Regions from separate parts of the Homo sapiens genome. Here region 2 is linked to region 1. Evidence: chromatin loops called from intact Hi-C (ENCODE). Cell type or tissue: dorsolateral prefrontal cortex. All regions are shown on one strand. Each heading gives the region's core, and the rest is flanking DNA. Links, peaks and the distances in the headings are about the cores only. Region 1 overlaps BMP7 (bone morphogenetic protein 7). Region 2 overlaps SPO11 (SPO11 initiator of meiotic double strand breaks).

What was found. A loop is a pair of places that touch in the nucleus more often than their neighbours do. Peaks named below come from ENCODE experiments on the same cell type or tissue, not always from the same donor. Only the 100,000 strongest peaks of a DNase experiment are listed, where the experiment ranks them.
Region 2: it touches region 1 in a loop (2.1-fold over the local background); 11 of 110 quality-filtered maps call a loop at or near these places.

The regions. Positions count from the first base shown.
Region 1 is chr20:57,248,133-57,264,297 of GRCh38, forward strand. All of the region lies in intron 1 of BMP7 (bone morphogenetic protein 7), which reads right to left. Among named protein-coding and RNA genes, the nearest start is that of BMP7, 10 kb to the right of the region's middle. RefSeq lists enhancers at 11,241-11,803, 14,738-15,454. In dorsolateral prefrontal cortex, for the core only: CTCF peaks have their summits at 9,015 and 10,115; DNase peaks (open chromatin) are centred at 10,199 and 11,179; H3K4me3 peaks cover 5,365 bases; H3K27ac peaks cover 4,730 bases; H3K27me3 peaks cover 6,765 bases.
Region 2 is chr20:57,330,686-57,346,850 of GRCh38, forward strand. SPO11 (SPO11 initiator of meiotic double strand breaks) reads left to right here. Exons shown (of 13, transcript NM_012444.3): 2 at 1,148-1,261; 3 at 2,503-2,591; 4 at 3,002-3,068; 5 at 3,302-3,410; 6 at 4,065-4,151; 7 at 4,734-4,770; 8 at 5,113-5,222; 9 at 7,591-7,690; 10 at 8,304-8,341; 11 at 9,417-9,493; 12 at 12,044-12,155; 13 at 12,656-13,308. The coding sequence ends at 12,775. Among named protein-coding and RNA genes, the nearest start is that of SPO11, 9.0 kb to the left of the region's middle. In dorsolateral prefrontal cortex, for the core only: CTCF peaks have their summits at 511 and 4,942 (motif pointing left); no DNase peak of the experiment used is centred there; H3K4me3 peaks cover 629 bases; H3K27me3 peaks cover 1,546 bases.

The DNA.
Region 1 (16,165 bases), core at 7,775-15,774:
TCATCTGGAGGCTTTGGAAGCTTGCTTAGGGCCTCTATTTATATGTGCATACAGTGGAACCACATCACATGTACAAATAACTTTTGTAAATCTAACTGTATACAACACAGGAAACAACGACAAAGAGGGAGAGAGAAACCATTTCAATCATTTGAATGTGGCCACCCAACAACCACTGCCAACCCACTTTTCCCTCCCCTGCCTCCCACTGTGCTGGCCAGATGCCAGCTGCATACATTCACACCCTCCCTCGAAGTAACAAGACAGGGGCTTACACACAGTTTAGCCCAAGAGACAAGGAGAAGTCTTCCAAGGAACTTCTAGGAAACCAAGAGGTAGGCAGGCAGGCAAGGAGAGCTCTTTGTGCCATTCCCCATCCTCCTGCCTTGAATGTGAGATTGCATGAGGATGAACTGGCTGGGGCGGCAGCAGCCATTTTGTAAGCATGAGGTAAGAGACATGAGGAATTTGAGGATGGTGGTAGGGGGAGGTGGGAAGCTCATGGATGCTTGGACAGTATCACTGAGCTGCCCCTGCAAACGTGAACTCATCTCCCTGAAGACTTGCTATTAGGGGAGATAATGACATGTTTTTGTGCTGAAGCCATGCTAGGCAGGTGTTCTGTGAACTGCAGCTGAATGAGTTTTTTGTTTTTGTTTTGTTTTGTTTTGTTTTGTTTTTTTTGAGACAGAGTCTCACTCTGTCCCCCAGGCTGGAGTGCAGTGGTGTGATCTCGGCTCACTGCAAGCTCCGCCTCCTGGGTTCACGCCATTCTCCTGCCTCAGCCTCCTGAGTAGCTGGGACTACAGGTGCCCACCACCACGCCCAGCTAATTTTTTTTTGTATTTTTAGTAGAGACGATGTTTCACCGTGTTAGCTAGCATGGTCTTGATCTCCTGATGTCATGATCTGCCCGCCTCGGCCTCCCAAAGTGCTAGGATTACAGGCATGAGCCACCACGCCCGGCTGACTGCTGAACGAGTTCTAAATGAAACACCATTCCTCTCCACAGAAGCAGGTAGTGGCCATTAGGATGTGTATCTCTTATAGTATCTGCTGTCCCAGAGGGTGTTATAGGTCCTTAAGTGTAAGTATAACACCCAGAGGGTCCTTAAGTGTAGGACCTGTATCATACCAAACTTCTTACCTTCTAGTGTTTGAAGGCAAGTGTTTTGGTATGATACAGGTCCTACACTCAAGCAGATTATTTCATCCCATGTGCAACGGAAGAAGCAGTGATCTGCTGCAACACTGGGAGAGAAACTGGGAGAAGGAACTCAGCCATATGGAGATACTGCATAACGAAACAGCTTCCCATGGAAATTCAAAGGTAATTCCCACTCTACCCAATGTCTGTCCTACCTGCTGTCTTTAGCCTACCCCTGATGCAGGGGTGACTGCATCGCACTTTTTCAAATGTCCCGGATTCTTTTCAAAATCTATGATGGGAGTTGAGTAAATAAGATACATATAATGTTTGAAATGTGAAGGTACTCAGGGAAGTGTATAGTCTTGGATATGAGGGCTGTATTTAGTCACAAACTTCCAGGCATCTCCAATGAATTACAGCTGCTGAACTAAAACATCATCAGGCCATTGTCATGTTCTCCATTGATATTGGTCTACTGTCATGTTCACGGATGAGCCTAGAAGAGGCTCTGCAGCGAGACTGGACCCCCAAGGCAGCCAGGAGCAGCCCTGTTTACTGAGAGTTCCCTGCAGGTGAGGACTGAGCCCCTTCCTGCCATGATCTCACTCAATCCTAGTGTCCTGAGCCTTGAGCCACCCACCAGAGAGGGAAACTGAGGCCCAGAGCACTCCAACCCCTTCAGTAACTTGCCTGAGGACACACACCAGTGACCTGGACCCAAAGACAGACAGACTTGCCATCCCCAAAGCTCGGCGAGTAATTTGTCATTCCTGACCCTATTTTCACATACATAAAAATAAATGTTGAAATCATGCTATTTAATGAACATCTGGCATGGGCTGGTCCTCACTTAAAATGAAGAAATGGGCCAGGTGCAGTAACTCACACCTATAATCCCAGCACTTTGGGAGGCTGAGGCAGGAGGACTGCTTGAGCCCAGGAGTTCAAGACCAGTCTAGGCAACATGGTGAAACCCAATTTCTACAAAAATATATATAGAGTATATTTTTATTAAATATATTATTTTAATATAAATATATTTATATAATATATAATATATATCTATATTAAATATAGATATATATACACACACAAAAAATTAGCCAGGCATGGTGATACATGCCTGTAGTTCCAGCTGCTCAGGAGGCTGAGGTGGGAGGGTCACTTGAGCCCAGGTGGTAGAGGCTGCAGTGAGCCAAGATGGTACCACTACACTCCAGCCTGGATGACAGAACCTGTCACCCTGACTCTGACTCAAAAAAAAAAAAAAAAAGGAGAAATTCATTTGCCCATATCAAAAAGTGAGGGAAACACAGAAATGCCACCCCACTAAGTCTGACATGAATGGTGTTCAAAGAAATAAAAGAAAAATATATAACTTTACTGTGAAAGTTTTATTGATGTGCTTTTTTTGGAGTAGGCCAGCCCACAGTCAACTGTCTAAACCCAGCAGGTTGCCTGTGCCCCCAGCCGGCAAGGGTGGGCAGATCTGGGTGTCTCCTTAAAACTCTGCACCAATAAACACAGATCTTAATCAGCAGGAGGCAATTTTCTAGTATAACAGGATTCGTCAAAATACACCCAGTTTCCTGTTTTGCCTGTGTCCAGTCGACACCGACAAGCCTCCCATTTCAGCTGAGGTATCATCGCAAAGAGAAGGCCAGCTGCCCTGATCCAAGTCCTGTGGAGACACGGCTTGGGGGCCACCGTGCCCACTGCCTGCTCTGGACCCCAGCACAAACCAGCAGCACATCCCACCACGGTGGGTAACAGAGCAGCTGAGCTCAGGGCACAGGCAGGTCCCGTGCACGGTGGGTTCCTGATTGGCTATGGTGTAGCAAATGACAGCATCACTGCCTACCACTGACATCCCCAGGCACCAGCTGCAGGCGGCCCGAGGTCAGCCCTCTTCCTGTCTCCCCACATGGGATCTTCACAGCAGCCCAGGAGACAGGCACCCACATTAACCCCAGAGTAGGAAACAGGAGACCCAGGGTTTAACAACCTGCCTGAGTCGGGGAGGTGGGGGCAGAGCGGTGGGGGCTCTGCAGTCTGACGGTCTGACTCAGACCCAAACTCTTAACTACCATCTGAGACATTTTAGAATTTTTTCAAAAACACAGGAGAACAGGGTGCTGGGACCAAGCAAACGCAGGAAAAGCCTCCCTGTGTTCGACATCACCCTTGTGGGGACTCAGAGCACATGCCTCATGTTAAAGATGCAGAGGAGTCTTCCGAGGGGACATCCTTTAACCTACAGCTTTCGCAGACTCAGAGGAGCTCCAGTGAACATGGAGGGGGGGCAGGAAGTGTGGCTGAGTCACTGTCTGCAGAAGGACAAAAGGGACAGATAAAAAACTCAGGCTTTTGGCCGGGCACAGTGGCTCACGCCTGTAATCCCAGTACTTTGGGAGGCCGAGGCAGGCAGATCCCTTGAGGTCAGGACTTTGAGTCCAGCCTGGCCAACATGTTGAAACCCTGTCTCCACTAAAAATACAAAAATTATCTGGGCGTGGTGATGCACGCCTGTAATCCCAGCTACTCGGGAGGCTGAGGCAGGAGAATTGCTTGAACCCGGGAGGCAGAGGTTGCAGTGAGCCGGGATCGCGCCACCGCACTCCAGCCTGGGTGACAGAGCAAGGCTCTGTCTCAAAAAAACAAAGCAAAACAAAACAAAACTCAGGCTTTTTTACTTTTTGCACTTTCCCAGGTAGGGGACATAGCGTGTGGAAAGCAGGGATCAATAAACCCCATGAAGAGCCAGACAGAAACTATTGTAGGCCTCGGTCACCATCGTGTCTGTGGCAACTGCTCAACCCTGTCGCAGCGGCAGTAAAGCAGTCAGAGTGAATGCGTAAGTGGATAGATGTGTTCCAATAAAACTTTATTTACAGACCTTGAAATTTGAATTTCATGTCATTTTAGTGTCATGAAATATGATTCTTCTCGAGTATTTATCACACTTTTAAAAAATGTACCAGCCATTCTTAGCCTGCAGGCTGTACTAAAACAGGTTGTGGGCTGGAGTTGGCCCGCGGGCTGGGGTCTGAAGCAAGCAGGTCTCCCTGCTCCAAGCAGCATTTAAGCTACAGGGAGACACGGGAAAATATAGCTTCTGTGCTCACCTTCCCTCTCCCACCCCAGAGTAAGTTACCTGCCAAGAGAGGGGAACAAGGTAAGAGAGAGATCTGCCCTATTCTTCCTGAGGAACGTCCGAAGATAAAAATAAAAGAGGGGCCAGTCCTCGATGTGTGTTTAATAAACTTTTAGCATCATCGAGCAAAAGGTGCAGTCAAGTATTTTGGTTCCCAGGAGACAATGCTTGCTCGTTAGAGACTTGAGCTCCATTTCAGTCTCCAGGGTGTTTCAAAGCCAGGTAGAGCTGTGTTCCCAGGAGAAGCCTCGAGTTTTGATTGCAATCTGTGCTTCTTTCAGCCAGAAAATAACCCGTCCATCTAGAAATGCTGTTTTTCCCACTCACCACTGTGGGTCAGTGCGTTTGAGGCTAAGGCTCCCAGATGAATTCCCAAGGTTGAGGCAAGTTACTCTAAACCAGTGGTTCTCAACTGGGGGCAACTTTGCCCCCCAGGGTACAGTTAGCAATGTCTGGAGATACACTTGGTTGTCAGATCCTGGGGGAAGGGCTAGGAATGCTGCCAAACATCCTATAATACACAGGACAGCTCCCAGCAGAGAACGATCTGGTTAAACATACCAATAGTGCCCAGGCTGAGAAACTGCACACTAAACGTACTAAAAAGGGCACTTCCAAGCTCCAGAGGCGCAGAGATTTCTGGGTCCCCCACCCCCTTCCATCCCCACTTCCCACCAGTATATTAAGATAATTAGGAGCTCAGGGCCTGAGTAGGCATAAGGCAAGTAGCTTCATTTATTGTTTCCTCCTAAAGGAAATGACCAACCAGTGCCTCCATCCCATAAACATTTACTAGCCTGGAAGGTTCTGAGGCCCTGCTGCCATTTTTAAGGGCTTCTCTCTCAAGAAATGTTAGGTCAAGTCAGTCAAAAACTGAAACTTGAGAAGTGGGAAGATTGGGGAATGGAGTAGGGGGCATTTTACAAAATTCAGGACCAAGAAGAAAATCGAAAGATCTTTTAGATCTCCTCCCACCCTACCCCCTCTTTCTTGACCATAAACTAACAGCTGCTTTATATCGGGCACCTTATGAATGAGGAAAAGAGAGTTTTAAAGTTCTCAGGGCACTGTCCTGTGGGTTTTTCTTTTACTTGCTGAGTCCCTGTCGTGTTAATGGGTCCGTAGATTGATTCGTTATTGGCCTTCAGGGCATCATACTGAACAGGCTCTAGGACTGGCTCTCCTGCCCCCAGCCTTGGAAATGGCAGGACCACCACAAAGAGCAGCTGGTGGATGAGCTCATGGACATCCATGCACCCATAACAGAGAAATGATGAGAGGTAGCATCATAGTTGCTTCCTTTAAAAAAAATAAATAAACTTTTTATTTTAGAATAACTTTATAAGAACATTGCAAAGCTAGTACAGAGAATACTTGAGTACCCTTCACCCAGTCCTCCCAGGGTGAACATCTTCCACAACCACAGGGCATTTGACAAAACCGAGACGTTCACATTGCTGTGTAACTGTCAACTCGACTCCAGATTTGTTTCAGACTGTACCAGTGTTTCCACAGATGTCCTTGTTCTGGCCTAAGATCCAGTCCAGGATACCACATTGTATTTTCTTTTGGTTTCTTTCCTTTTTTTTTTTTTTTTTTTTTTTTTGAGACAGAGTTGCTCTGTCACCCAGGCTGGAGTGCAGTGATGTGATCTCGGCTTACTGCAACCTCTGCCTCCCGGGTTCAAGCGATTCTCTTGCCTCAGCCTCCCAAGTAGCTGGGACTAAAGGTGTGTACCACCACACCCCACTAATTTTTGTATTTTTAGTAGAAACGGGGTTTCACCATGTTGGCCAGGCTGGTCTCGAACTCCTGACCTCAGATGACCCACCCACCTCAGCCTCCCAAAGTGCTGGGATTACAGGCGTGAGCCACCGCGCCCAGCCTCTTTTGGTTTCTTCTTATTAAAAGACAGAAAACTTGACAGAAATAGGTGAGATTTATTTGAAACTCTCATCAAAACTATCCTTTCCCTCCTCCCCACGGGCAGCTCTCACCCTGAAGGTAGGGAGTCCTTCCTGCCCATGTGTCCATGGTATTACTGCAATGTGTATGAACCCACAAACAATACATTTATGAGTTGGTCCCCTTGTGTGGGAGGTTGGGGGCGGGGGTGCCTATGTGTGTAATTAACAAATGGTTACATCCTAAACATCCTTCTGCTACTTGCTTTCTCCTTCTGACATTGTTTCCAGTCTACATTGATACAGTAAAAAAAAAAAAACAAAAAACAAAAACAAAAAGAAGTCCCTGCGCTGGGGCGACTATTCCATATCCCCTCCCAGAGCTACACCTGCTTCTCTCTCGAATCCCCTGTTCATGCACATTTTGATTTTGGGGAGTTTACAATACTACAGACCGTACACAAAGGCATGCTGGGACATACGGAAAAAAACTGTTTCTGTGGTCTTTTTTATACAGCATCTTGAGGAATTGCTATTAAAATACCAATCTCTGGCTGGCTATGGAATTTCCCCATGGAAGGGTTATGGGGTACATGTAGGTGCCCCCCACAGGCACTCAGGGCCCTATGCCCTGACAATTATTTTTAAACCATAAAGACCGAGGAGAGGGGAGGTATCACAAGCAGGGTGGATAACAGAAGGGAAAGGTGTGTGCCTGCTTATCTCTATGTCACTTATCAGAACACGGGACCACAGAGTCAAGGCCATGGGCTCGGCTTCTGTTTTAATGGTCTCAACATCATCTCCTCCACGCTCCCCGCTACCTATTCGATACCCCACAGGTTCAGGAGGAAAGAATGGGCAGCTCTGCACCCAGCAAGAGCTGGACAGACACATCTGCCCCACACTTCCTAGCTGTGCATGTTTGGGCCCCTTCAGCATCCTCCTCTCTAAAATGGAAATGACACTGCTTACCCTGCAGAATACTGAGAGAACTGCATGAGGGCCCCATAAAGATGGCTACTCTGAATCCATTGCTGCTACACAGAAAGGTCTTAGCCCTCTGAGGTCTACAATCCATTTCAGTGATGCATTTAGATGATGAAGGGGTCTCTGAATTTAATGTCTAGATTCAGCCTATGCAAGATCCTGCCTGGACTAAGAAATGTCTCTAAGGGGCCAGTTGCAGTGGCTCACGCCTGTAATCTTAACACCTTGGGAGGCTGAGGCAGGTGGATCACTTGAGGTCAGAAGTTTAAGACCAGCCTGGCCAACATGGTGAAACACCGTCTCTACTAAAAATACAAAAATTAGCCGGGCGTGGTTGTGGGAGCCTGTAATCCCTGCTACTCAGGAGGCTGAGGCAGGAGAATTGCTTGAAGCCCAGAGGTGGAGGTTGCAGTGAGTGGAGATCATGCCACTACACTCCAGCCTGGGGGATAGCGAGAGACTCCATCTCAAAAAAAAAAAAAAAAAAAAAAAAAGAAAGAAAGAAAAAGGAATGTCTCCAAGGCCCAGGAGAGAAAGCAAGCAGCTCTTCCATTGTGGACAAGATTTCATGGCGAAGTGATAACCTGTATCTTCCGGGGAAACACCAGCAGTCACCTCATTAGCCAGGAGCAGAGTAATGCTTCTTAATTCTCTAGATAGTGAACCGGACAAAAGCTGAAGCTTGCCTTTGCTGAAAGACAAGTCATAAACAGGGAAGTCACTTTACAAGTGGGAATGGAAAGAGATGTTATTGTTGTTGAACCAATTGAGTACTTCAGTGAGATGGAAGCCTCCAGAACATCAGTCTCCAAAATGAAGCGCAAGATGGGAGGAGGCAAGAGGAACCCACTGGGAGTCAGGAAAAGATATATTACAATTATAATTGTTATGCAAATTCCAACTGACAATCATGGGAGTTCACTAGCTTCAACAAAAATATCTGCATAATTGACAGGTGGGGTTGAAAAATGAAGCTCTGGTTTCAGTAACACACCCCACAACTTACTTCCCACATTTCTGTCTTTGAATCTTGTGAGAGACACTTCAATCATGATAGCGTGGTGTCATCTGTGCCATTTCCTGGACGCTCTCTGGTGCTTTGCCTTTCTGAGCAAGCAGTGGTATCGTCATCTCCTTGCCAACCTTGGGTCAGGTTTGGCCACATGGCTCACTTTGGCCCATGAAATGTGAGCAGAAGCTCTTTCAGGTGGAAGAGTAAATTTTGGGGTACATACCCTAAATAGAAATAAGTTGTGGCTGGGCAAGGTGGCTTACGCCTGTTATCCCAGCACTTTGGGAGGCCAAGGCGGGTGGATAAAACCTGAGGTCAGGAGTTTGAGGCCAGCCTGGCCAACATGGCGAAACCCCATTTCTACTAAAAATAAAAAATAAAAAAAAATAACAAAAATTAGCTGGGCGTGGTGGTGGGCACCTATAATCCTAGCAACTTCGGAGGCTGAGGCAGGAGAATCACTTGAACCCAGAAGGCGGAGGTTGCAGTGAGCCAAGATCGCGCCACTGCACTCCAGCCTGGGCAACAAAAGCGAAACTCCATCTCAAAAAAAAAAGAAAAAAAGAAATAAGTTGTATAACTACTAGTTAGGATCATTTGTACTTCATAAAACAGACAAAAATAGAAATTTTTGAAGTTAGAAAGTCACTCCCAGGTAGAAATATTAAAAGCCAACGCACAGTTCACATTATCTTTCCTTCTGGCACCTTATTCGTAACATTCTGAGGACCTCAGCCTCTCCCAGGGACTCTGCTGCCACCAATGTGCAGAACTCCACGCCTCCACCCTGAACCCACGATAGAGCTATAATGTGATACAAATGAAAAACAAACTTCTGGGATTTTTAACGCACCAAGATTGTGAGTTTCTTCACACACAATAACTTCATTTATACTGACCAGATGAAGGGTCATCGAAATTTGGGACCAGGCCTTTAGATCAGTGATTCTAAACTGTTAAATCATGATTTTGAAAACACCAAAGAACAGTCCATTGCACCGCAAATTTTCATGACTGCAAACTTAATTAAATTATATTAAAATTTAATTTTAATTAAATGTATATTGTTAATTAAAATTGTGTTAACAATTAAAATTAAAATGATTCATTAGTTAAAATTTGTATTAATTAACAAACACCAAAATTTTGTATTGCTTTTAGCTTTAGTGTCTCCTACTTAAATTTCTATTTTTGTCTATGTTTTATGAAGCACAAGCTATCCTAGCTATCCTGCAGTAGTTATACAACTTATTACTATTTAAGGTATGTACCTGAAAAGGTAGTAGTGGGAATTGGAGATCAAAAGCATTTAGAAGAGACTGCTTAGAATGTCTTCATGCCATATGTGCACCGAAACAACCAATATCTGAGCACCTTCTATGCCATGAGAATTCTGCAAGGCTGTGCATGGGCAGGAGAATAAGGCTGTCTGAAAAAAAACAGGAAAAGTGTCCTTTATTGAAGGCCAAAACACAAGCCACCAAAAAAAAAAAAAAAAAAAAACTTGCCTGCCTTTGTGTGTGTAAGTTGCCAGGGGGATGAGCACTTGGACCATTATATGCCAACTGTCATGCTAAGAGCTTAGCTTTTTCTTTTTCTTCATGTAGTCCAAGCTACATGAAAGCAGAAGACAGGCTGGAAGCACAAGACAGGGCAGGCCTAAACCCAATGCTTAGAAACACACAAGTCCTCGATTTTGGAAACGGTGCAAGTTTTTATTCGTGGCCAATTTTAATTAAGCCAGGCAACAAAAGATTGAAACTTGAAAGCTACTCCAGGGAGATAAAGATGTGATAGAACACGTGACCTCAGAGATGCAGGGAAACCTAATACTTGGTGAGTCGGATTTTTCAAACAGTATAAAGAGCTGAAGGGAATTTATGGAAAGTCTTGAATGAGAAACGCCACCCCTCGGTATCTGGCCCTGAAGCCATTCTCTTTCGTCCTCTGGTCTCTAGAGGCTTCTAAACATGCTGAATCCACACAGGGCTTTGTTGTTGCAGCCTAACCCCAGCTGCGGGAGCCTTGGGCAGCCTTGCACCTGCTCCAATAAAAAGTGGGGAAGTTGTGCAGTTCTGTTAATGAATGCTTTGGGCTTGTCACTCCCTTGAAGGAAAAGACAATTTGTACTTTGACCATCTTCCAGAAAGGATTGGGAAGAAATACTTCAATAATGCAATTTTTTAAATGAAACATTTTATTTTGAAATTAATTTTTAATTCAAAGTTGCAAAGGCACTACAGAGAGTTCCGGTATACCCTCTCACTGAGTTCCAGTTTCCCAAGTAGTAAAATCATTAAATAACCATAGATGCTAAAATTGGGGAAAAGATTCAGCCTTAGACTCTATTCATCCTCAAATAAGTTTGGTGCATTCATTCAAATTCCATTGATCTCTGAAAGAGGGAGGCGCACACATATTCACACTCTGGGGACCATTTTCTTGACATTTAAAATAACATGGGCAGTTTAATCTCAGTATTTTAAGATTAAGTACTTAAAAACTGAAATTTGGACTAATATACCAACGTAAATCTTCATCTGGCCAACACAATAAAAACAAGAGCTACCATTTGTTTTACACCTACTAGGTGACAGCCTCTGCGCATGGGTGATATGATTTCTATTTCTTTAGAATCTGTTGAGGAAGAGATTCTCTTGTAGCCTTTATAAAATGAGGACACAAATGCAGAGATGTTAAGTAACTTGCCCAAGGTCACACAGCTAATGTGCTGTCATAGTGGAAACAGACACATAGGTTTAGGCTGTGTCTAAAGAGAATCACTGTGGATGCCGTTCCAATCTCCCTTGCCAAGTCACACCCACTGCTGTCACCGAGAACTTCCGTTACACGGCAGTGAAGCCCCCAATCCCCCACCCCATATATCACCCAGAATTAGCTGCAAAGTGTCAGGAGACTTGGCCAGGCAGCCCCAAGCATCAGCGAGGGCTGGAAGCCTTCACTGTGAAGCCCTTTATAGAAAGCCGCGGTTGGCAGCCCCCGCTCCTGCATGGGAACAAATTAACATTGGCATTCCAAACACAGGAAAGGAAGGAAATTGGAAACACAGTTTATACTTGGCCAGCCCTTTGAAATACTGTACCATGCTACCGACATCAATTAATGAAAAGCAGGGTTGTGTGAGAGGCTCTGGTTTGGAAATGCATTAACACACGTTCAACATGTTTGCACAGGAACCGGATTATATGCACCCTGGCTCCAAAACAATAAAGCAATTACCCTAAAGCTGGTGCTCTCGGAGTTGTCATTAATTCAATCCACTCCACGCGGATCAGCACAGGCTTTGCGCGGCTCCCCACAATGCCTTCCGACACAAATGTTGAAAAGGCGGTATTGCACATGCTTGCCTGAGTTTCGCATAAGTAAGTGTCAAACTTCATGCACTCTAATATCCCCCCAAATCATAAACACTCTACTTTGGAGCGGAAAAAAATACACAGCAGCAGTCCTAGTATTCCCTGGCATTGCTATTTCAGTTTGAGTTTGAGCAATTTTTTTTTTGCCGGGGAAGCTTAAATGAACTATCTGTTCCATATTAAGAAATACCAAGTCACATTTTTTGTCAATTATTATTTGTCAGATGCCATTTGCTGCAAAACCCGGAATTCAATCCCAGCTTGAACACACAGCTAATACCAAACGGCTCACTAATAGCCGCGGTCGTACATGGGATCATTTGCAGTGAACAAACGCCCTTCCTCTATAAACTGTTTCAGGGATTGGAAAGAAAAGCATGTGAAGCTCTGGAATAAATAAAGCACCGTGCCTTGAGCTGCCCAGTACATGACCCTTGCATGCTGTGAGAACAGGCTCAAAATGACCCAAGAGCAAGTGCCCACTTCGCAATTTTGTAAGAATGCTTCCGAGAAAGGATTTTAGATGATGTAGGTAAATCTCATTGTTTTTGACCTGCAATAGAAAGAACCAGCTCGCTTCTTGAAGGACCAGCATCCCCAGTCACTGCCTCTACACACATGTCCACCTGCATCTGGAATCCAGGGTCCAAGCAACAGACATCACGGGTGTCTCCTCCCCGCTCCTGGTGACGTCATCTCCTCAGCTCAACTCCACGTTGATCTGGGATCCATCAAGTTGGAGCAATTTGAGTGTGTAAAGCTAAATGTGTTATCATTTTCACCACAAATTAACAGTTTCTATGTAAATATTGGTAGTTCCTCACCCCATGAAGGCGAGAGAAGGCAAAATGGCACCGGCGCATTTGATTTAAACTAATTAAAAGCAGAGGGTTGTGCAATTCAATATATTGATTTTACCAGTGGGACTTAAATCTTTTATAATAAGTGTACACAGCTGCAGTGCTCTCCCACCACTACGCTGTAAAGGCTAATCCGCACATTCCTTCTGACAATAACATGACAGGTCCCACACATCCCTGCCTGTGCCCTAACCCCGGTGACAGTGCCAGAGTGCATTAAGGCGAAGCCTTGCAGTGGCTTGCCAAGAAACCAGTGTGCCAACAGCCCCCCCGCTAAGACTGAAGAGTGAGCGTGAAAGAATTAATGTGGCCAGAAGCATGGTGCAAAGGGCTCCCCATTCAAAATATTCAGGCTGTTACACGGATGGGCAGATGGGGAAGGGTGGAGACGGGGGAGACTTAGGGCACGCTGATTCTTGCAATGGGCCAAATATGACCTTACCAAATGAGGGAGAGATATTAAAGTGATAGGAGTGATCAATCAACTTAGATGGGACTCTCCCTGGAATGAAGTCACCAGTTGTCTCTGAGTTCAGCGGACACGTGATATTCACTCACATCGCAGGCATTCCGGTGGTGAGGGGATCGCGCACCAGCTGTGTTTATCTCGGCAAAGGCTTGAGAGCCTACTACGCCATGGTAAAGCCCCAAACCGTAGCTTGAGAGGGCTGCATCTCAAAAGCGGTTTCGTCTGTCTGTGCATTCAGACAATCATCCCCCTTGCTGCCCTGAAACTGATTTGCAAGTGGGCCATCTCTGTTACCCCTTCCATGGGGACCGCTCCACAACCGAATGACAACCCTGGAACCAAAACCAAAAACAGCCACCCAAGTTGGCATCCAGGGCTCAGCCTTACCCTGCCTTGATTCCAGAAGGAAAATACATAGAAAATGAAAAAAGTTCAAAGCTGGGTCACATACATGCTTGGGAAAAGTGGAGGAAAATCTTTGATTTATATAAGCAGGAAAATGAGGTTTAAAAGAAGTGATTTTGAAAGGGTTACGAAAAACACAGCTGTTGGTGCACTCCTATAGCAAAGGCGCTCTGCAGAAAGAAAGAAGGGGGGAGCTGTGTGACATCTATATTAACCTTTGGCTGCTCACCAGTGAGGGCCGGCGCTCCGAGTGCTGGAATGTGGAGCAGCCCCTTCCAAATTTTAACACAAGCCAGGTTACAGCTGCAAATGCCTGCAGTCCACGCTCCCCTTTGCGAAGCACTCCCTGAAGGAAATTTTTAAACTGTAACAGAATCTTTTTCTAATACTCTACAGTGGTAGGGCCTGCTCTTGACGGGCAGTGGGAGAGGTCTTAATGCCAAACACTTGTCAACAAAAAGGACAGCCAGATGGCATAAAGCAAAAATCAAACTGCACGGCCTTCTCCCTACTCTTCAGCTACATTAACAAAAGCCACTTTTATAGGCTGACTCCAATAATGATAGGTTTCCAACTTTCTCTTCTTTTCCTTCAAAGATTACACAAATTTCATGCCTTCATTACCTGGACCAGAGATAAACATGATGACTTCCACTCCCCTAGTGCCAGCCGGCTACTTTACAAGATTCCTAACAGAGCTGCTGGATCTTCCCAGAGAAAGAATGGTAACGGGCTATGGCTAGATGCAGTGTGCGGAGTCGCCATTGCCTGGGGATTATTTAAGAGAGGGTAGCTGTTTTGAATTCCAAAATTAAGTCTACAAAGAGGAGTCGGGGTTGTTAATCCAAACCAGTTTACAAATCTTGCCATTGAACTTAAGGGGCCCAGGCTGGGAAGATGGGAGTCTCACTCAGGCAGCTCAGTTCACATTGCCTGGGGCTTTATGGTACAGGCTGGGCTTTGTCATAAGGTGCGGCCTTTAGTCCTCATTCCCACCACCTGGTTTTGTCGTAAATTCCCCTCTAGTTTCCCCTCTAGTTTAGATCCCGCTCAGCCTGGCAAAAAACTTGAATTCCAAGAACGACTTATAGGAACAAAAACCAGTTTGGCGGCAGACAGAAGGAAGAATAAATGCACCAGGTCTGCAAAAGCCTTCAGAATTCAGGCAAGGGTCCCCCCTCCCGCGCACGCAGGCCGCCTGCCTGCAAGACAGCAGAGCTCTGCAGTGCAGGGCGAAGGGGCAGCAGAGGCTGCCAAGATCCTCACCCATGCCCCCCCCGCCAAACTCCCACCATAATAAGAAGTAATAGTTTGATATGTGCAAGTGATATTTTCTCACTCTTATGTAAATTGTGAGAATAAACTTGCCTTTAGAAAACTTCGAATACTACAGATCAACATGATTTGCAATCCAAGGAAAAACACTATAGCAGTACTTTCTCAGCAAACTCAGTGGCCAGACAAGTCTCCTACACCTCCCCCCAACCCTCTCCAACCCTACTGCCACCCCCAAGTCCCTCCTATGGAGAAATTCCAAGCTACAACAGGATAGAAGGGACAGGCCATTTATTTGTGTGCTGCTGCTTAGCAGAAATTAAAGGCCAACATTAGAAGCATCTACAGGAAGTGTCTCGCCAAACTGCAGCCCAGGTCTTCACCTAACTAATGACCTCGAGTTTAGGGACAGAGAGAGAAAGAAAACAAGGTCAGTGCGCTCTGTTAAAAGCCACTCTGCCATCTAATTTGGAGTGATGTCCCAGAAAGCTAGACCTGAGAAAGTCAGGGTCCCACAAAGCCCAAAGCCAGCCTGACTGATTAAGAGGCTCAGACAAGCCGGTCTTTGTCCTTTCAAGATGAAAGAAATGGATTGAAAGGTGTATGTACAGCCAGAGGAGGAAAACCACCCAGCTGTGGCCTTCCCAAACAAGTCCCAGCTTGCTCCTGCCGCCATGGGGGGAGCAAATAGCCCGCACCAAAGTTCCCAGAGGCACCCTCCGAGCAACCTGGTCTTTCTCTTGGGGACAGGGAGCCCCGGGGCCTAGCCCACACTGCCGGCCCATAAGCACTGGGGGCTTTTTTGCTCTTGGTTTGCAGGGCCTTCTGCAGAAGCCAGAGATTACAAATACCTTTTTAATGATTCCAGCCAGGCTCTGAAGGCAGCCACTGGGACCTGCACATTCAGTGGGAGTCCGGGGTACCCAACAGAAGGGAAGATGCTATAAATCCCCCACCAGAGAAAGGGCCCTGGCTAACCCCAGGCTTCAGGAGGGCGACAGAGCTCTGCGTTCATTATTTATATGTATGTATTTGGAATTTTCCTTTAGTTTTTGGTATAGTTAATAAATACACATTGTTTTAAAAAAATCACAAATACAGAAGTGCAGACGACGAAAAATCAGACCCCACCTCCCACTCCGTAAGCCCCAGCTATGCCCCCGCCTCTCTACCCCTCCAGTAAAATCTCTCTCCAGTTCCTGGTGTCTTCCTCCAGGAGGACACGATGATATACAAGCACACATGCAGCCCACTCATCTGCACCTTGCTTCTTTCCACCTCATACATCTTGGAGATGGTTCTAAATCAGGTCATATGTTGCTGCTTCCTTCTTAACTGGCTGCTTAGTATAATTTAAACTTTTTTGAAGGTATTTTGGCATCTAAACCTCCCACCCCTTGCTCGCTGAAGCTTGGTTCACTAGTTGGATTTAGTTATTATTAAGTACAGACAATGGCCTCCCGGGAACTCCAGGGACCTTATCAGGAGGGGGAAGCATGAAGGCGGATCTGCGCTTCCCCCGCGCCCCCAGTCCACGCCCCAGGTGCCCAGCGTGGGGCTTCAGTATCA
Region 2 (16,165 bases), core at 48-8,047, 75 kb after region 1:
TTGAGCAAAGTTTTTCAGCCTTTTATTTTTAAGCCCAAACCAACCACCAAAAAATCTGAAAAACCTACAAACAAACCAATTTTTACAAAAGAATTTATTTTGAGGGAGAACTTGGGAGAGTGAGGGAAAAGGAGAGTGGCAAGTCCCTTGTTAATATCGCAGATGTAGACGAATCTGATTGTATCTTAAAGTTGGTTACAGTATTATCCTGCAACACTTTTTTTCTCCAAACTAGGAAAAATGAGTATTTGGGTCAGTTTTTACCTCCCAATATTAGAATAGATTAAATGTTTTAAAATTCATTTTCTGAAACACAAGTTTTCAGTAAAAATTCTGAAGTTCCTGTGGAAATTAAAACTCTCAACATTTTGCCCGTTTTCTAGAGTGCATTTGATTTCTCTTCCTAGACAATAAGCTCATGGTGTTTATAACAGAACAACATTTTTTGCAGCTGATGGCTTGTGAAATTAACAGTCAGCTGACAGAAAACTGGGCTTAGTCTTCGCATTTTGCTGTAGAGTGGCGTAATAGCTGCCAAGTCAACCGTTTGTTGCAGAACTCACAATTTATTCTTTCCAGGGTAGTGATTAAACGTTTTCCTTTTTGTATCGCTAAATTTCAAAAGAGCCGATTTTAAGGCATGAGATCAACTAGGGTAATGTGCGACCACAAAAGGTGTTTCTTTTGAAATTTTTGCATTGCATTTTTGGGAAAGAAATTCAAAGCCAATATTGTATCACTTTTTAATTAAAACATATATCAGTAGTATGTCAAGTCTAGTTTGTATTCAAGTTCAGCTAGATTACAGTAGGTTAATATGATAAAATTACAGTTGTAAATTTAGTCATTAATGTAAAAGGGAGACCTTCCATTGGTAATTGCTTGAGAAGTAAAATTACAAGCAAATGAAATTTATTTGTAAATACAGTTGTTTTAATGCAGTAGTAAAGGTTTAATGGGAGAGATAATTATTGACATGGATTACCTAGTCTTTTTTTTTGTCTTTTTTTAAAACCCCACCCCAATTACCTAGTCTTAAAAAAGAATAAAATAAAAAGTTACTTTAGTATTGATCTGGGAAAATCTTACATATTAAAAAGTCAAAATTTATGATTAAGATGGAATCATGCTCTGTTTATTGTTTCAGTTCTGAGGTTCTTGCATCTATAGAAAATATTATCCAAGACATAATCACAAGCTTGGCAAGAAATGAAGCACCTGCATTCACGATAGACAACAGATCAAGCTGGGAAAACATAAAGTGGGCATTTTGCATTTTTATTTTTTAAATGCAATATCTATGTCATTATTAAAATTATTTGAATTAGAGTTCTGGTCATATTTTTTTCATTTTATTGCCTTTACCTTGCCAAAAAAAAGGATTTAGGAAGTTTACGAAATACATACCATACAGAGAGGTTATGTAAACTAGAAGTAGGTGTGAAAGATGAGGCAAAGGAAAACAATGCTAGCACCAACAGAATGGAGCACCAGAAGAGGTTAGAATTCCAAATGCATGTGATAAAGTCTCATAATTTTGCTAAGAATAGGCACCATACTTGGAGCTAAGCTTTCTAGCAGTCAGAGGGGGAGATGTCATGGGTGCAATTCTCACATATGCCACAAAAGCAAACCACTTGCTCAGGGGAAATATAACCAATCCTGATACCAGACCAAAATAAAAGTATCCTGAACATAGAGCACATTTAAGGCTTTCTCCTGACAGATCTTCTGCCCCTGCTAAATCATGTGTCCAAAAAGGGTAAAATCAGCAAACAGCTTTATCAGAATTCTTGAACCTAGTTATACCGGTTTTTTCCAGCCTCTCATATTTTTTAAGAGATACAGAAACAAAATGAAAGGAATTTTGAGTCTCCTTCATCACTGTTGTTTTATGATCTATATAAGTAATATAAGCTGTATACTTTTCAGTCATGTTTTGAAAGATGGATTTTATCTAGCTTTGAAGCAGCTTACACCTGACATATCCACCTGGTGCCTTCTGCCACCTTTAGGGGAAGCTTGGCAGTTCAACTTAACCTAATAAAATTGTTATTTTATGTAATGTAATTTTGCAGGTAAATCAGAAATGAAACATTTCAAAGCTTATTAAATTGAGTAAAATTATTAAATGAGTAGGTTATTAAAATGAGTAAAGTACTAATTGTGAAATATTTGAAAACATTTTACATACACTAAAAATGTCTTCCCAGTAAAAAAGTATGCACACACACAAACACACTCCCACACCCCCTAATCAAAGGTGTTAGCTCATTTATGTTAAATGGTTTATCTTAGTGCCTCTGTATGTCACAAACCTAATTTCCTAGTTATCACCTGGAATGATCTATGCTCTCAAACCAGTTGATCCTAAAGCTTCAGTGCTTAAATTGAGAAGAAATGTGGGTTTTAAATGATGTGCAGAAGACCATAAGTATATATTGTTTGGTGTTTAGAAGTTGTCTTTTTCACTTTTTTCCTTTGCTTTAAACAAAATGACAGGTTTGAAGATTCTGTGGGTCTTCAGATGGTATCCCATTGCACCACCAGAAAGATCAAAAGTGATTCACCAAAATCAGCTCAAAAATTTTGTAAGTTAATTGTTCTTAGCTTTTGGTAATAAAGGATAAATAAATTTTGTTATCTTCTCAATTTTATTTGTTGCTAGTTAAATAATTTTACCTGTTTTTAATAGATCACTTTCATACATAAAATAAATTTCTATAATTTTTCATTGTCAATAACTATGGAAGTAGGTTATCAACATAAACATTTTTCAAGGTATATGGTTCAGTGCATAATTATCCTCTCAGTTTTGCTATCCATAGAGCAATTAATTTTAACTGATTCTGCAGGTAATTGTTCTGTACTTAACCCTCCCATTTTGGAAAGATAATTTTTTAAATGTTAACTAAAATTAAGTTAAAATCCTTGATAGCAGTATCTTTTGAATCAGTAAGAGAAATGATGAGTAACTTGTTTGTTGAATTTTATTTTCCAGCTCTAATCCTTAAAATATTGTCCATGATTTATAAATTAGTACAGAGCAACACTTATGCAACCAAAAGGTAAATATATTGTTCTAGTAAATTACTCTTCAAAATGTAATGTGAGAAATAGTTGGATTAACTTTTATTATATGCTTTGAAAAGTTACATAAGACTAAACTATAGCTCATAATTTACTTTCTTTATATGTTGTGTTTTCATCCAGTTAAAGCTTTCTTCAATTAACACTGTAATACTTGTCATATTCAAAAAGAATATAGTTAATTAAAAATATGTATTTTAAATTTTCATAGGGACATATATTACACTGACAGTCAACTCTTTGGTAACCAGACTGTCGTCGACAATATTATCAATGACATTTCTTGCATGTTAAAAGTGTCAAGGAGGAGTCTACATATAGTAAGTAGTACCTAATACAAAACATTTTATTTTAAAACAAAATGTTTGTATAAAACATAATTTTTTTTTTTTTTTTTGAGACGGAGTCTTGCTCTGTCGCCTAGGCTGGAGTGCAGTGGCGCGATCTCAACTCACTGCAAGCTCTGCCTCCTGGGTTCATGCCATTCTCCTGCCTCAGCCTCCCGAGTAGCTGGGACTACAGGCGCCTGCCACCACGCCCGGCTAATTTTTTGTATTGTTAGTAGGGACTAGGTTTCACTGTGTTAGCCAGGATGGTCTCGATCTCCTGACCTCGTGATCCACCTGCCTCGGCCTCCCAAAGTTCTAGGATTACAGGCGTAAGCCACCGCGCCCAGACAAAACATAATTTTAAAACATAATATAGTCTTCTTTTGCTATTATTTGATGCTTGCATTTTTCTCACTATAAATTTAAGTAATAGATTCTCAATATATTCCTTTGGGTGAATGGACCAAACTGATGAATTACCAAATATTTTTAATTCCTAAATCCCTTACATATTTTCTCTTTCATCTCTGAAATTTCAATCCAAGTGAAAATGCCAGTAATTCAGCAGATGAACACAAGGAGTGACTTAATAGCATAAAACATATTCGTGAAGCAGGTTTCAAATATGTCTATTATTTTTTGCAGTTATCTACATCAAAAGGTTTAATTGCTGGCAACTTAAGATACATCGAGGAAGATGGCACCAAAGTGAATTGTACCTGTGGTGCAACGGTAAGAAGCATCATTGAAGTTTTCACAGCTTTAACTCTTCTAGCTCCTTCAGTTTTGAAGCATAATTTTATTTCTTGCTTTATTATGTAACCTAGAGCTTAAGATTTCAAAATAAAACTGAAAGATGGATAGGAATATGCTTTACAGAACTGTACATTACATAGTTTCAAATTATGCTAATTGTCAAATGTCAGATTGAAATAAACATACAAATATAACTCTTAAAAATGCACTATTATTTTCAGATAAAGTGTGGCTTGGTCATTTTAGCATGTTATTTAGTAATGTTCATAAAATTTTCTGGTTCTGAAAGTAATATTTTTAATACTAAACTATTTGCTGGGCTTTGATACAAAGAGAGCCCACAGTACTAAACTTAGTACCCCTGTTGGGAGAATTGCTGTGAGTCATGTGCCGGTTTTCTTACTGAGGGGTAAAGCTGTTTTCTACTATTTTTTAACAGAGGAAGAAGTCTCTGATGACTGGTATGGTCAAAGAAAAATAAAAACAGAGGGCTTTGTGATAAACTAAAAATGTGGTTATTTTGCTTTTTATGTAAGATAAAAACTTTTTTTTTAAAAGGCTGTTGCTGTGCCATCGAATATTCAAGGAATTCGGAGTATCCTTTAAGTGGGAAAACTATTTAAACTTTTGGAATGTTCATTCATTCATTAATTCCTTTGGTAAGCCAAGCCTTCATAATGTGTAAGGAACAAGTTAGGCCCTGTAGCAGTCAAGATGAACACACCATGGTCCCTTCTTTAGTACTCTTTTAGGAGCTCACCATCTAGTGGAAGAGACAGATATCTGAATATATGAATAGATGTGTTTATATGTTTGAAGGTACAAACTAAAATGTTGTATCTATAGCTGCTTTTGAATTATCTATATGGCACCTTAATTTAGTTGGTGATTAAATTGAAATACTCTTGCTTTCAATTTATCAGCCTTAACTTCACAGATTTAGTTACAGATGCAAAGTTTGTATTAATTGTAGAAAAAGATGCAACATTTCAGCGGCTCCTAGATGACAACTTTTGCAACAAATTGTCTCCTTGCATCATGATTACGGTATATTATCTAACTTTACTACAATTCCAAGACTAATGTATACTGTTATGGTGATTGGTAAGAGGATTTACAATATTATCTACACAATGTCCTGTTTTCAATATAATGCATCCTTTGGGATCATAGAACGGGAATTTCCAATGTGTTTATTTAAACATCCTCAAAGCTGGCTATCACCTCAAGTTCTTTTTTTTTTAATAGAGACAGGGTCTCGCTCTGTTGCCCAGGCCGAAGTACCATGGCATGATCATAGAGCACTGTAACCTTGATAAGTTCATGTTTCTAAAACCACACTCAAAAGCTTTCTTCCTTGAAAAGCTGAGTGTTCCTGCCACTTGTCCTGTGGCTATCAGTGCAGACACTGCAATGAGGTCCACACGTCAGAGTCAGTTTGACTTACTCCTCACATCCCATGGTCACCAAGTCCTTTTGAATTGGCCTTGGGAATCTCTTTCATTTCAGCCCTTTCTCCTTAATCCTTCCCCTTTCATTCTTACACAAGACAACCACCTGGTAGCCTCCAGACAGGCCCCTGACTTCAATTATCTCTCATCCCTGCCACACCAGACTTGTCATTTCCCTCCTTGCCAGTTCAAAAACTTTTGGTTTTGTCTGATACTTCTACTCCAAATCTGGATGCCTCTGTGGAACTGGTCAGCCCTTCTAAGACTCCATTCCGCCTCCTCTCCAGGGCAGCGCTCCTCACTGCCTCCATAAACATCTCTCGCAAATGCCTCTCAAGAAGAGGCTGGGACTCGAGGGCCATATTAGGAAGAGCCATTTTTCACCAGGTCCTTTAACCCTGTTTGACTCCTCTACTGTGTTCATGTGCTATTATTTTTCCCAAAGAACATTATGAAAATACACTAAATACTCACGATGAGCTAGGACCCCTGCTAAGCACTTGACATAGTAAGAGTTCACATTTACTGGTGTTTATCACATGTCAACTTGTATAGGCTCTCAATGGCCTTAGGAGGTAGGTACTAACATCATCGTCACTTTAATAATGGGGTACTGGAATGCAGGAAGGTATTTTACCACGTCTCTATGGCTATTCAAAACCAGGACTGGATTTGAATAGTTGAAATCCATGTTGCTATAATGCCATCACTTGGTGTGATAGGCATATTTATGCTGATTTTATAGATAAAGCCATGGCCTAAAGAGACTAAGAAACTTGCCCAACATCACACCACTGATGATGGGCAGAGAGGGAATTCAAACTCGGAGCTGTGACCCGAAGCCCATTCTGAATCTCTAGGGCTACTCTGCGCTCTTCCTCTGCTCTCTGTTTCATTTGGTTTTCTGCTTTTCTCTAACATTGTTGTAACACTCTTCAATTTACTTTTCTACATAATTATTATTTTAATGACTTCATAATATTATCCCACCATTTAAGTTTTATTAAACCCTAAATTTAAGCCAGGTACTCTTCTAAGTGCTTTATGATTATTAAATAATTTAATTCCTATAATAATCTCATATGTTGTTACAGAGCATCAAACCACAGAGTGGTTTTGTTACTCATTCAAGTTCATGCTGCTAAGAAGTAGCAGAGCTGAGATGCGAGCTCAGGCTGCCTAGCCCCGCAACTGCTGCAGATCACCGCTGTACTATGCTGCCTCTCCACATCCCTGTTGTTAGATATTTTGGCTATTTATATTAGTTTGCGCCATTTTAAATAACACTTCAGTGAGCATCTTTAAATATGTAGGATGTTTATTATTTCTGTTTTTGCTGAAATATTTCCTTAGGACCATTTCCTAGGACTGGCATAATTCCCAGTCCTTCAGTCTGTTTGTATATAATGTACATTTTTTTTTCACAGTCAACACCAGTCTTTCAGCACCTGAAATCCAAGGTAGGAAGATGTAACCCTTTTTTTTGGTGCTGTGACTCAGATATGAACCAGGGTTGCTGTGGCCACATGCAGAGTACTAACCGTTGTATGAGCATAACCTATAATTTATTATTACTATTATTATTATGATTTTGAGGTGGAGTTTCACTCTTTTTGCCCAGGCTGGAGTGCAATGGCGTGATTTCGGCTCATTGCAACTTCTGCCTCCTAGGTTCAAGTGATTCTCCTGCCTCAGCCTCCCGAGTACCTGGGATTACAGGCGTGTACCACCACACCTGGCTAATTTTGTATTTTTAGTAGAGACGGGGTTTCACCACGTTGGCCAGACTGGTCTCAAATTCCTGACCTCAGGTGATCGATCCCCCTACCTTGGCCTCCCAACGTGCTGGGATTACAGGCGTGAACCACTGCGTCCAGCCTAACTTTTAAATTATTAATAAGAGTATAATTGTAACCATTTTATTCTACTGAAGTTAAAATTCTTAATTTTCATCTTCCTTTTAGGGAAAGGGAGTTCCTGATCTAAACACAAGACTTTTAGTCAAGAAACTGTGGGATACATTTCATGTTCCTGTTTTCACTCTTGTAGATGCTGATCCACATGGTAATTTATCACTGGACTATTTACAACAATAGTCATAACTAAATCATATTTGTTGTTGTGTTTTCTTCCTCTTTTTTTTTTTTTCTTTTTGAGATTGAGTCCTGCTCTGTCACCCAGGAGTGCAATGGCGCGATCTTGGCTCACTGCAACCTCCACCTCCTGGGTTCAAGTGATTCTCCTGCCTCAGCCTCCTGAGTAGCTGGAACTATAGGCACATGCCACCATGCCTGGCTAATTTTTTATATTTTTAGTAGAGACGGGGTTTTACCATGTTGGCCAGGCTGGTCTCGAACTCCTGACCTCAGGTAATCTGCCCACCTCGGCATCCCAAAGTGCTGGGATTACAGGCAGGAACCACCGTGCCCAGCCTGTAGTTGTGTTTTCTACTCTCGGGACACTTATGAAACATTTTAAAAGAAAATGATTACATTAAAATTTGGTCTATAATTATTTGACACAATTTATCGTTACTTTGTCATATTAAACTGAGAATGATAAATTTTTCACTGGTGATGTCCACAAAATTAAAATTATAGATAGATAAAATTTGAGAGTGCAAATTAACCTGTAATATGTAAGGAGACTAATTTTATAGTTAACTTTCTTTTAACAGGCATAGAAATAATGTGCATCTATAAGTATGGATCTATGGTAAGTATAGAAAAGCAGTTTTCCTTTTTTATTATTTAGACATTTTATATTCATTGAGGTGATTTCTGCATTTATTAATCACCCCCAAGCAGGCTGAGAGTGCCCAAAGTGTACCTGAGGGCCTAGTATCCTATTCTAGGAGCAATCTGTGTGTCGGTGGCTGTGACTCCAGCTCCCAGTATGACCAGTGCAAACACAGATGACAGAGTGGGATTAGCTGTGGGCAAGCAGCATTATTATCCTGCACTCTCTTGGCATACTGAAGGAACTGTGGGGCTCTGGGGTGACAACAACGCTGTCTGATCACCAAATATACTCGAAATATTATATAGAGCCTTGAATTCTGACTTTTCTAATCCCTTTTCTCCCACCATAAGGAGAAATGGAAACAATAAATGTCACCACCAGTGTCTACAATTACCATATACCAGTGGTCTCACAGTGTGGTCCTAAGCCAGGAGCATCAGCATCATCTGGAAGATTCTTAGAAATGCAAATCTCAGTCCCCATCCAGAACTACTGAGCCAAAATCTCTAGGGGTGGGATCCTCCAAGCATTCTGATGCATGGTGAAATTTATAGCAGATGAAAAGGATGGTGGAGCAGGGTGTAAGATGGGGAATCATGAACAATAAGAAATGTAGGTCAGAGGGCTTCATTTATAGTTTGCTTTAGAAAATTAATACAGAAACACTATATAGAAGTTGTGGTTGTTGTTTTGTTGCTGTTTTGAGACAGGGTCTCACTCTGTCATCCAGGCTGGAGTGCGGTGGTGCAGTGACAGCTCACTGCAACCTTGGACTTTTGAGCTCAAGCCATCCTCCCGCCTTGGTCTCCCAAAGTACTGGGATTACAAGCATGAGCCACCGCACTTAACCCAGAGAAGTTTTAACACCTTCACTAAAAGCCCAGCTTAGCATAGCCCCTGATGGTTTTCTTACTTCTGTGGGCTCTGGGCATGTGAAGCCAGCTTTAGTACTTGTCCTTCTTAATAAGTGAAAAATTTGACTGAAAAACAAGAATGCTAGTTTTCTACAATTTAGCCTCACCTAATATACTTTTGTTCTTTATTTTAGTCTATGTCTTTTGAAGCTCATCATCTCACAGTTCCAGCTATTAGATGGCTTGGTCTTCTCCCTTCTGATCTTAAAAGGTTAGATAGTATAGCAGAACTAGGATATTTAAAATGACAGTTCATTATCATATGTAACAATAAGCCTAAAAAGTCACTACAAGGGAAAGCTCTTAATGTTTTTTATTTATATTGTCCACGATGACTTATGATTATGTAATTATGAATTAAATTCATTAATGTTTCTGTTTCAACTACTAAAATATTTAACACATGAATTTGGTTAATGTGTTACACTTTCAGCTAGCTAAAACTTTCTGTTTTACTTTTATGGTTAAGACATTTTATACACTTTTTATACTTAAAAGTACAATACATTGTAGGCCGGGCACATGGTGGCTGACGCCTGTAATCCCAGCACTTTGGGAGGCCAAGGTGGGCGGATCACTTGAGGCCAGGAGTTTGAGACCAGCCAGGGCAACGTGACAAAACCCTGTCTCTACTAAAAATGCAAACATTAGCTGGGTGTGGTGGTGGTGTATGCCTGTAATCCCAGCTACCGGGAAGGCTGAGGCCCAAGAATTGCTTGAACCTGGGAGACGGCAGTTGCAGTGAGCCACGATCGCACCACTGCACTCCAGCCTGGGTGACAGAGCTTGACTCTGTCTCCAAAAAAAAAAAAGTACAATATAGTAAATCCAATTAAATTGTAACCATTGACAACATCATTTGCCATATGAATCAATTTTTGTCATAGATTTAAATTTTTAACTTCAAAAGAAAAATATCATTTTAAGAGTATTAAAATTTGGGAACTTCAAGTTTGGCAAGTTTATTATATATGTTCATTATAGAAAAAAATATTAAGCAACAAGTTAAATATCACCTACAGATCAGCAGCCTTACCTTTGTAGATTTTTTTTCTGTGCATAGCCATAACTTTTTCACAAAACTGAGATCATACTCTGTTATTTTATAATCTGCTTTTTTTAAAACACAACAAAATAATGTGATCACTTTTCCATGTCAATAAAGTACATTTCTTATTTTAGCATCTTTTGTTGCTGAGTTTTAACTCTAGATGTGCTAGTGTTTATTCAGCCATTCCCTCATAGCCATTTAAGTGGTTTCCAAATCTCTATTCTGATAGGTCGTGCTTTGATGCAGTCTCTTGTAACTAAATCTCTATGCACATCCTTAGTTAGTCCCTTAGGCTGAATTCCCAGAAGAACTGGTGGGTCAAAGAGGATCCCCATAATCAGGGTTTGACTGTTGTCTGGATAGATTAAGTTTCTTGCTTTCTCTGAAGAGTAAGAGTCCACCTGTCCCTCAGCTTATGGCATTAACATTTTTTTTCACCTCTGCTAATGTGATATTTTAAAATGTTTTATTGTTGTAATTGGTCAGTAAGAATGAATTTAAACATGTTTATTGGATTTCTTTAAGTGGTGAGCAATCCTTGATAACAGTTGCTTGTTTCCTAAATATGGAATGTGAACAGGTTTTGGGTGATCAGCCACTTCCTATAAAATGAGGGTCCAAGAGGAAACATTTCATTCTTTATTTTTGAATATTCACACTCCACTGGATTAACGTGTTCAATTTAGTGTATGTGTGTCATGGTCAGAATCCCTTGGGGGTGATCTGTTTGTATAAAAACAATTTTAACACAAATTCAAGACATATGATCTGATAATTAGTAAGGTGAATAGCTTCAAGAAACTCTAGCTGCATCTCATAAATTCTATCAGTGCACTAAAAAGCCACTCCAAATGAATATACGATCAAAGGAAAAACACTATGGTAGCTACAGAAGCCAGGCTGCAAGGGAAATCCTCCAGGCCTCCCTTTCAATCAAATTGTCACCCCTATCCAAGAACTGCCCCTGGCAAATGGTCATAATTATGGACACATTGAAAAAGACTCTCCTGGGAAATCTAGGATTTGTGACTTCAAAAGGTAGTCCACACCATAAATCCAGGACCTCTCATGTTCTATTTTTAAAACACATACCATGATAAAGTTATATTCCACGTTTTTCAAATTTAAAACTAGATAGGTAAGAATGTGTTTGTGTGTGTGTAAAGTGATAAAAGTGTGTGTGTGTGTGTGTAAAATGATAAAAGTGAGACACTAACTTCCATGGCCCAGAATCTTCAAATGAATTATGAAGAATTAAATACTCAATGGAACCTAAAGTCCCTCAGTGAATCTCAGCCGTTGGCCATGCATATTGGAGCTCACTGCCAGAAGAGTGTGAAGCTCTGAGAGGCTTAATGTACATTATTAAGCTGCCCTGGTATCTGTATACCTGATGGTAGTGCTATTGGCATTTGTTTAATAACCAATATCAGTCTTCCTGTCATCCTGTCATCATCCCACGAGTGTGACATGAAGGAAAACAAAAACTTTAGAATCTTACTGTGGAAACACAAACTTCCACTATGAACTTGAAAACTTGCTGGTCTAAGACATGACAGATCCCTTCAATCCTGGATGTAAGAGGTAGATCTGTACTAATTTTCTTATTTCTGAGTTTCTTGAAGTAGTACCATAAATACAGGCAAAATACAGGACATTCAAGTTACAGAAACACTTTTTTACTGATTTTTTTCACCTACTTTTTTCCAGATTAAATGTACCTAAAGATAGTTTGATTCCACTGACAAAAAGGGACCAAATGAAACTTGACAGTATCCTGAGGAGACCTTATGTTACCTGCCAACCATTTTGGAGAAAAGAAGTATGTTTCCTTTTACAACTCAAGTGTTGCATGTTTAATTGTCTTTTACTTTAGTAGTGGCTATTCACATCGTATTTTGAAAATATCCCTCTTGAAATTTTATATGACACGACTAACATAAGTGTTGTTTGGCAGTAAATAGTTGTTGAAATTGAGTCATATGAATGCTAATAGATGAGATCAGTGAATGGAGCTGGCCTGTTTGTATCCTTATCATGGTTATATACACATTCTTGATGGCTGTATCATAGTTTGTGGGATTAAAAAAAGGAAGAAGAAATCATAAAGATTTCAGACTATCCCTAATTATTGAAGACAGCATACAGAGTACTCTCACTCCAGATATTTTTAGCTGTAGCAGCTCTGGAATATTCTGGCTGACCCTTAAGACTATTGTCCCTGGTTTTGGAGAATAAAGCAATTCTAGATTACTAGTTTGTTGAATTGACAGAAATGCAACTAAGAACTCTGGTATGAGTACATTTTACTTTTATTGACAGATGGAAATAATGGCAGACTCTAAAATGAAGGCAGAAATTCAAGCTTTGACTTTCCTATCATCAGATTATCTTTCCAGAGTGTACTTACCTAACAAATTAAAATTTGGAGGATGGATATAAAAATAAATCAGAAGAACTTCTGATTGCCAGAGGCTTTTCATTAGTTTTGTTTTGATTGGCAAATACTATTGTGGAAAGAACATATATTATATTCTTAATTCTGTAAAAGTGAAATAAAATAACTTTCCGTTAATTATATATTTTTGTCAAAACAAATGCTGTACTCCAATTTTCTTTGCAAGGCCTTATTCTTGCCTCTATAGAGACAGATTTCTGTCCTATCTTCTAAAGCAAATTATAAAAGAATATGTTATTTTGACCTTTAAATTATTTTTGAAAAAATAATATTTTATACATGTCATCAAAGTCTACAAAATATTTACCTTCTACGATACAACTAATGTTAACGCATAAAGTATCTTACTGGTAACAAAAATCATAATGATCTGAATTTGAGATGTTGCAAATGAATTGTGGTGTCCGGTAGTTTCTTCTTACATTTTCCTTTGCCTTTATACTTTAGGGGTCTTACTCCATTAATTCATTTGTTACATTAGTAAAATTCAGTATGAATAAATATTTGGATTGATGTAGTCTTCAGTGTTTTGCTTTATTTTGTATTGAGCCTATTTTTTATTGATAATATTATTTATTTGAAAAGTTTCTCGAAGGTCTTGAATGCTTCTCTAGTCTGTCTATAGAACAAAAAACTTCTTCAGTTTTAAGATCTACAGAAGCCTCAGATTTTAATAAGGTACTTCTCCAACAGTAAATATGTGACCTTTTCCCTCCATAAACCTATCTTAATTTTGCCAGAGGTCAGTTTTATGATTTTATTCTGTACTTTCAGTAAACCTTTAACTGCACTGAAAGTTTCTTGTGCTTGCAAGCAAGAATAAGAATTTATAGAAGCACGGTAATATTAGGTTAGCTATTTTATAAAGAGAAATGGTAACAATAATAATAATATATACCATTTCTGAGAACTTACATGTGCCAATCACTGCTGATTCAGTATCTCATTTAATTCCCCCAAGGACCTTGTAATTACTGGGTAACTACACCATAGTTTTCAGGTGAGAACACTGAGGATGCTATTTGTCCAAAGCCACAATAATACCAGGGGACAATAATACTACCTACCTCAAGAAAATGTGGGTCTCAATGCAAAATGTAAATGTGGGATCCCTTTTTATTAAGAATTTCAAGATGATAGCAGCAGAGAATTAAACCAAGCACAGGCCCTTCTTAGCCTGGGGTCCTGGGTGACTGCACGGGTGGTACACCTGTGAGGCTGGGCCTGCCCAAGAGGTTGTATGTAGTAAGGATTGAAGAAGGTAATATAATAATAAAGGAAAATACATACATAGCACTTACTATGTGCTAGGTATTTTTGTAGGTGCTTTGTAAACAATAACTCATTGCATCTTCACAGAAACCTTATGAGCTAGGTACTTTTAAAAAATCACCCCCATTTTACAGGTGAGAAAACAAAGGTACAGAAAGGTTAAATAATTTTCCCAAGGTCACATAACTAATAAGCAGTGGAGCTGGGACTTCAAACCAGAAAGTGTGGGTACCATGGCGCTAGTACAGGTAAAGTACTTCACGTGTGGTCTGTGTCCTCACTGCATGGAAAGGTCTGCAAGTCTTATTGTTGGCTAGTGTCAAATCAAGATCCCCCGATACCATACCTACAATTAACAAATATGTTATATTCCCTGGTCACATAGGAACCACACATTTCATTTTGGGAACATTCTGGTATGCTGTTAATTTTACTTACTCGTGAGACTATCAAAAATTCTAAAAACATTTTTATAAATAAGAAAAAATTTCCTCTGAATTTATACCATACTTACTCCTTTAACATGTAACAGTGTCACTTAACTTTGGTATGCTTTGTAAAGGAAGAAATTACTAACTTAAAAATATGTTTAACCCACGACACATCTGGCTTAGGATATACTATCAAAATGGGAAGGAGTGACAAATCTACGATAGTCATTCAAATTTAAAAATAAATTTGAAAAAGACAGATACCTCCAGTTTGGATAATTAAGTCATCTCAAGTTTATTATTGCAAATTTACTTAAAATAATTTTCAATTATTTGGGAAATGAAAATGGAAAGAGAGCAAAATACACTATAGTTTGACGTTACTACCTATCTTTATTAGATGAAAATGAAAAATTAATGCTAGTAGCTATTTGGGAACCATCTAGAATTCTAATTCTAAAGATTTCTTTCTAAAAAGGATTACCATAATACTTAGCATTTAAAATGGTAACTGATAACAATAATCTCATCTACCATCATCTAACTGTATCTAATTTGGATATTTCCATAATTTTAATCAAGAAAACATTAGATTGGAATCTTTAAAATTAAAATGTATAAAAACTAATACAACAAGGCTGGGCACGGTGGCTCACACCTGTAATCCCAGAGCTTTGGGAGACTGAGGAGGAGGATTGCTTGAACCCAGGAGTTCAAGACCAGCCTGAGCAAAATAATGGGACTCCCATCTCAATTTTTAAAAATTAGTTGGTTATGGTGGCACATGTCCATAGGCTCATCTACTAGGGAGGTTGAGGTGGAAGGATCACTTGAAACCAGGAGTTCAATGCTGCAGTGAGCTATGATTGCACCACTGCACTCAGGCCTGGGTGACAGAGTGAGACCTTGTTTCAAACAACAATAACAACAAAAACTAGTACAACAAAAAGGTGCTCAGAGACTCTTAGTTTTCCCTTAAGGGTTCATAATTACCCTAACAAACTAAAAGTTGCTTGTAGTATCCCCCGTTTTCTGAGAAATTTGATTATAATAATTGGTGATACTAAGTGATTTCAGAAGTTATGAGTTCATAGGGAAGAAAAACCATAGTGCACTTTATAAAAATAAGGAAAACCCTCCAGGGTTTCCATCTATGACTTCCTTACTGAGTGTCTCAGTTGAGCTGCTAGTTTGATGTAGATAATCTGTTCAGTGGTGCTGAAAAGAACATATTCTCTAAGCTATATATACATGTACATTAAAAGATTTTCAATGAAATGTTTTTGTAGTGAAATATTGAGAAACGTGCACTTCTGTTTGCTAAATGAACTTCTCTGTTCACTGTTACACAGATAGGTATCCCAAGGAAACAATCCTGTAGAAACAAGCCAAGGTCGCCCTCTGCTGGCAAACGCTCATTATTCTCTCAACTCCTTCCACTATTTTGGGTGGAAATTTCTTTGAAATGTTTTCAAGTCATTGTCTAAAGGAATGGGGTAGAGTCTTGAGTCACAACAAAAGAGTTTGGGGAAAACCAAGAGGGTTTCTATGTGATACACTCAACAGGAATCCGCTTTGTTAATCAGCTTTGGATGCCCCAATTCCCTGTAAAGCTACACTTAATGTGTGCTTCTTTGCAACCTAGCTATTCACAAAACTTTAAGCCAACAT